Linked DNA regions of Homo sapiens: region 2 is linked to region 1. The links are chromatin contacts, found by Hi-C or POLR2A ChIA-PET in ENCODE. All regions are on one chromosome and are shown on one strand. Each heading gives the region's core, a stretch centred on a gene start or an enhancer-like site at or near the end of the contact. The rest is flanking DNA. Distances are from core to core; before and after follow the strand shown.

The links. A loop is a pair of places that touch in the nucleus more often than their neighbours do. ChIA-PET counts read pairs that join two places held with the same protein, here RNA polymerase II (POLR2A).
Region 2: a map of endothelial cell of umbilical vein shows a loop between it and region 1 (2.9-fold over the local background). The contact joins two enhancer-like sites. A Hi-C loop is called at or near these places in 1 of 168 maps with a recorded cell type or tissue (endothelial cell of umbilical vein). POLR2A ChIA-PET finds 5 or more read pairs at or near these places in 1 of 52 experiments (HEK293).

Annotation. Positions count from the first base shown.
Region 1 is chr18:55,987,484-55,990,187 of GRCh38, forward strand. No RefSeq gene overlaps it. Among named protein-coding and RNA genes, the nearest start is that of LINC03092, 7.4 kb to the right of the region's middle. Within about 2 kb of position 1,389, at least 3 of the 41 ENCODE cell types and tissues checked have a DNase peak (open chromatin) inside an H3K27ac peak, as active enhancers do.
Region 2 is chr18:55,383,309-55,386,259 of GRCh38, forward strand. All of the region lies in intron 6 of TCF4 (transcription factor 4), which reads right to left. Among named protein-coding and RNA genes, the nearest start is that of TCF4-AS1, 68 kb to the right of the region's middle. Within about 2 kb of position 1,448, at least 2 of the 41 ENCODE cell types and tissues checked have a DNase peak (open chromatin) inside an H3K27ac peak, as active enhancers do.

The sequences.
Region 1 (2,704 bases), core at 139-2,638:
AAAACCCTTTACATTTCTGGGATACATTCAATATAGTCATGATACATTATCCATCTTATATTTTGCATTAAAGAGACTTGTCTGTAATTTTACTGTATTATAATATCCTTGTCAGGTTTTAGTATCCAAGTTATACTAGCCTCAAAGTGAGCTGAAAAAAATGCTATTTGTTTTTCCATACTGTAGAAGAGTTTCTAGAACTATGATATTACATCTTTGTGAATGCTTAGAGGTGTTGACCAGTGAAGCCATGCGGACCTGAAATTTTCTTTGCAAGGAGATTTTAAATTATGGATTTTTTTTTTTTTTGGTTTGACTTTTCTATTTCCTCGTTTTCAATTTTGGTGAGTTGTAATTTTCAGTAAATTTTTATTACTTTATTTTACTTTATTTGAATTTAATTTTAAATTCTTTTCCTAAATTATTGAGTGTGAGGGACGTCATTGGTTTTCAGGTTTCTCATTTTCTAATGTATACATTTTAAGGCTATAAATTTCCCTCTAAACATGGCATTACCTGCATGTCACAAGTTTTTGAGATGTGCCATATTAATGATATTTCAGTTTGATTTTTATTTTTTCTTCTTTGACTTACTCATATTCAAAATGTTATTGCTTAATTTCTAAACATTTTGGAAATTTTCTAGTTATTGTCCTACTTTTTCCTTCTAGCTGAATTCTACTGTGGTCATAGAACACACTCTGTCTGATGAAGGGAATAAAGATCTCTGCTCTGGAGCCAATTAAACTCCTCAGATAGGACACACCTAAACCCAAATGAGAAAGGACAAGTGAAGACATAAAAAGGCACAAAATCCCAAGAGCTATTCCCCCATTCCCTGGGACAGCACCCCCACCCCCACTCAATCCAGTCCTGCTCTTCTAGATATCCTTAGATAAGTGCTTGGGGAGCGAGGATAAAAAGAACAAAAATATCATCAACCCCATTCTGTCCTACACGGATGCATTAACTTCTTACTTTCAAAAAATGAATATTATTAGCAATACATCTATATGTTTCTGCTGTCTCATTCGCTGTTTACCAAATCTATTTGCCCTCTCTGGTCCTGTTTCTTCCACAAGGACAAGGTGAGTGACATAGTATATAGGGCCATCACTCATAAGATAACTTCTCCTTTTTTAAGGGGCTTGTGACAGAGCACAACCACCCTGTGCTGAAATGTATGCAGTCCATAGACCAGGTGCTACACAGCGTATAAAAAGTGAAAGAGTCCTGTGATCCAAGAGTGTTTTTTTGATCCTGGATACACTTCTGCTATGGCAACAACCCTAAAGACATGGCTTAAGGCTAATCCTGGGCTGTGATCTCATACTTTTTTCCATGTTTTATTTATAAACATTTCAGGAAGACAGTTGACGACAGGGTCATGTGCAGGAGGAAGACTGTTGTGCAAGCAGACTCAGAAACAGGAAAGACTAATTAAAGTTCAGTAGCCTTTCCCAGGTGTATGTTTTCTGGACCTCAGGCATAAAAAGCTGGACCAGTTGCCTCCTTTTCCCAAAGAAATCAAGGAAAAATAAATGTGCCAATGACATCTACAAGGCTTACTAGAAGCAGAAAAAAAGACAAACTTTCTCTGATAGGGTCATGTAGAAAACCAACCTAAACAAGAATCACTAGTATAAGGGCACTTTTTAACCCAACTAATATGGAAAATTGTATAGCTTTTTTGATACTGTATATCATAAATTTGAAATATATATTTTTAAATGCCTTGAGTTCAACTCAGTTTTTTAGTTACTTCCATTTAAATAATTTTGGAACTTTTACATAATTTTATGTAACAGCCTCATAAAAATTCCCAATTTTGAGATATCTGATTATATCTTAACCAGCAGCCTACAGTTACACTGTTATATAATGATCCTTTCAATTCTACAGATAATGCGTTATCTGTAGATAATACATTATATTCTTTGTTAGTTTAAAAATAAGCTAGCAAAATGTTTAAAAATGCAAAGAAAAAAATCACACAATCTTTTTTATATCCTTTAAAAAATAAAACCATATTTTATATAGTTGCCATCATACTGTAATTGTAATTGTGTCTTTTTTCACTTAGCATTATGTAATAAACATTTCCTTAATGCCATAATGTTTTATAATTATCATTCCAATAATTCTATAATATTTCATCTAATAGAAATCATCTAAGTGAATAATTTTTATATTACTAGACATTATTTTATAGTTTTAAAATAAACAGTGCACTAATGAATATTTTAAATAAATACCTTTAGATTATTTTTTAACAAGAAATTCCCACAAGTAGAGTTGTTGGGTCAAAAGGCATGGATATAACTCTTGACACACATGGCGAAAAATTTTGGTGATAGATAGCCAACATCAATTTTTGTCTTCTTACTAGGAGTACCCTTTTTCTATCCCAGGTGTCTATCATTTTCTATTCAGCCACATACTTCAAGGAAACGTGGACTCATCTTCAAGCACAATGGTTAGAAAAAGCCCACCATGGTAATTCCATTCCCACTATCAGTGATTGGCTTAGAAAAGAGAATATGACTTAATTTTATTTAATAATTGGTGAATGAAAATTTGCCGGGGTGATTTCAGGGGATGGTTTCTTAGATGTTAAAAACAGATTTAAGGATAAGACCACCCTTTTTAAAATTTCTGTTATTGGTGGATAAGGATGTGATGCCTAGAACTATAGCAGTCACCG
Region 2 (2,951 bases), core at 198-2,697, 600 kb before region 1:
GCAAAGAAAGAGTAAAAGCAATTTATCCAATACCCACACACTGTCCCTTTCTAAATCAAATGTTCAAATAAATGCAAAGATGTATTTTCCTCCTGATAAACCTAGGATACCACTAAATCACTTCCAAATATAGCAAGCACCCCCATCCTGCAAGCACAGGTGACTCGACCCACACAAAGCCAGCTTGTCTGCATATTGTACCAATCCCAGTAGATGCTCAAATAGAGCTTCATTTGAAGACACTACGACAAGGCAAATAATTAAACATTCAAATTCCCAAGCTGATATCTGTATAATAAACAATCTACCCATCACAAAGTCCACCTTGATATCTCTGGCTTACAGGAAATGTCCCAAAGAGGCAGTCCACGTTACTACGGGGTTGGCCATACATTCCATGCTACTGCATAAGAGATTCTGGAATCTTACGCTAAAAGGGCAGTGTCAGGCCTGGCGGTAAAAGAAAAAGAGTAACCCTCATCCAAACTACACACATCCAAAGCACTACTGTCATTACACAAGCCAAATCAGACATGAATGATGTGACCCAGCATTCAGGCTTCAGTGTAACCCCACCATGAAACACTGGGTCTACCTTGAAAATGAACTTCTCATCCTCTTCCAAGTGCTCAGATGAACTGAAACCCCACGAACAATCACTACCAAGAAATAGCACTTCCTACTGGCCTGACTCTTCTGACAGAGAATCTCATGTCTTCCTCTACTAAGAAAGACTCACAGTCACCTTAAAAAGTGACTTTTTGGTCATTACACCTCAGCCCAAGATGGTCAACGGGTTAATATTCTTTTCTGATCTCTTCAATTATGCTGCCTAGAAGTCTGAGGGTTGGCAGGCAGGGCAACCTTGTCAGAGCTGCAGAGAGCTCTGCAGATGTCTCTGTTGTGTTCACTCAAACTGAAAAGGAGAAAAGATGGCCCTCTGACAACAGACAGCTGTCAATTAGATGGCACGCTCACACTCAGTAGGCCAATGAGCGGCAGTGGAGGTGACAAGTGCTTGGCTAATCAGTGTGCCTATAAAAAATCACAGCCCTTCCCTGCGCCACTCACACCAGCACATGAGGTGACAGCATGTGTCGTCTTCAACTGCTCCTGTTCTCCCTACCCCCAGTGTCATCAGTACTGTGAGAAGGCTCAGGTCAATGCAATATGCCTAGAAACAAAAATCAGACCAACAAAAACTGGCATAGGGAAAGAAATCCCTGCAGCAAAATCACCCAAAAAGGGAAATACATTGATACACTAACCTATTCAGAGCTGGTTCACATTGATACTGAAAGAAGACAACCCATTAGATGCTGTTAACAAAAATACTATCAGAAAAGAAGAGCCAAAAGAAGAGCCAAAGTTATCCATCCACCTGACCTTTTTCCCATCCTCCATCTTGTCTTTTTCTCCTCTAGCCACCAGGGGGCACTTTGGGGCTAGCTCCTTGAGGACACTGGAGATTCTGAGCTTTCACAAGTACCTCAATATTGGCGGTGGGGTCAGTGGATGGGGATGGAATGAATCAGAAAGTAGAGCTAAAGGAGAAACCTAGGGATTCTGTAGAGCAGAAAGGTGAGTTCCCAAAATCTTCAGCTCAAATATACCCCTCTAATCTAATCACTAAATGCTGAATTCACTAAGAAACTACCCGAGCCCGACAGATTTTTACTCACTAATGACAAAAAACAACCTCTCTTTCCTCTTTCTCCCTCCCCCTTACCCCCTTTCTCTCTTCCTCTGCCCCCACCCCGTCTCACTTCTCTATTGGTTTCTAAAAGAGCAGCTGATTGGAAGTAGAGAAATCAGGAAGAAAAACAAGGGGTGGCAGGGGGATAACTGGTAACTATAGAGTCAAATTTGTGGCTATCCACCTGCAGCACAGAGACAAAACAGCATCAGCCTGTTTTAGATAAAGATGAATTTGAACAAAATACAAATACATTTAAACTTGACCCTGATTTAGTTGGGAACTTGCATGGCCATTCTATGCCCCAACTACTTTTATTCAACTCTTCTTCTTCACCTATGCCAAATAAGAGGCCAATCTGCCTGCCATACCCAAAAGAAAACCTCCAAATGTTTTTCATAAAATAACTTTTTTTGTTAGATGGTTTCTCTCTTGTCACCCAGGCTGGAGTGCAATGCACGATCTTGGCTCACTTCAGCCTCTGCCTCCCAGGTTCAAGTGATTCTCCTGCCTCAGCATCCCGAGTAACTAGGATTATAGGCGTGAGCCACCACACCCTGCTAATTTTGTATTTTTAGTAGAGATGGGGTTTCACTATGCTGGCCAGGCCGGTCTCGAACTCCTGGCCTCAGGTGATCTGCCCGCCTAGGCCTCCCAAAGTTCTAGGATTATAGGCATGAGCCACCGCGGCCAGGTAAAATTACTTCTAAAAGACCACTGAAGACTAAAAAGGTCAAGTGGAAAGGTAGATATCAGGGATTAGAGTCCTTCATCTTTTGCGAGTCAATGAAAGAATTCACAGCAAAGTTCTGCTCCAAGGCTTGTCCAGCCCTGCTCAAGTTCTCAGGGCCCTAGAGGCTCCCAGTTTCAAGGCAATCAGGCCATCGCTACTGGGTGCCAAAGCTGCAGAATGTCCACACGGCCACTGCCATCAGCTCATTCCTGGAAGACAAAGCTGCCTTTCTTCAAGGGAAATGTAAGGAGCCATTCAATCTCAATCTGCATTCATGACCAACAAGCTGGAGTAGTGCCAGAACAGAGCCTGAGACTGGCCACCAACTCTCCAACATCAACACCTACACCACATTAGTCAAACCAGTACAGCAGGCCCTACTCCCAGCGCCTCCCAGGTACCTCCAGAAGCATGCTGGGTCCCCACCCAGGGAGTCCCCACGGCTCCGCTGAATGACTACATTGCCAGAATGCCAGGCCAATCTGCTGAGTTCATTAGGGTTTGGGACACACCTGTTCCCTC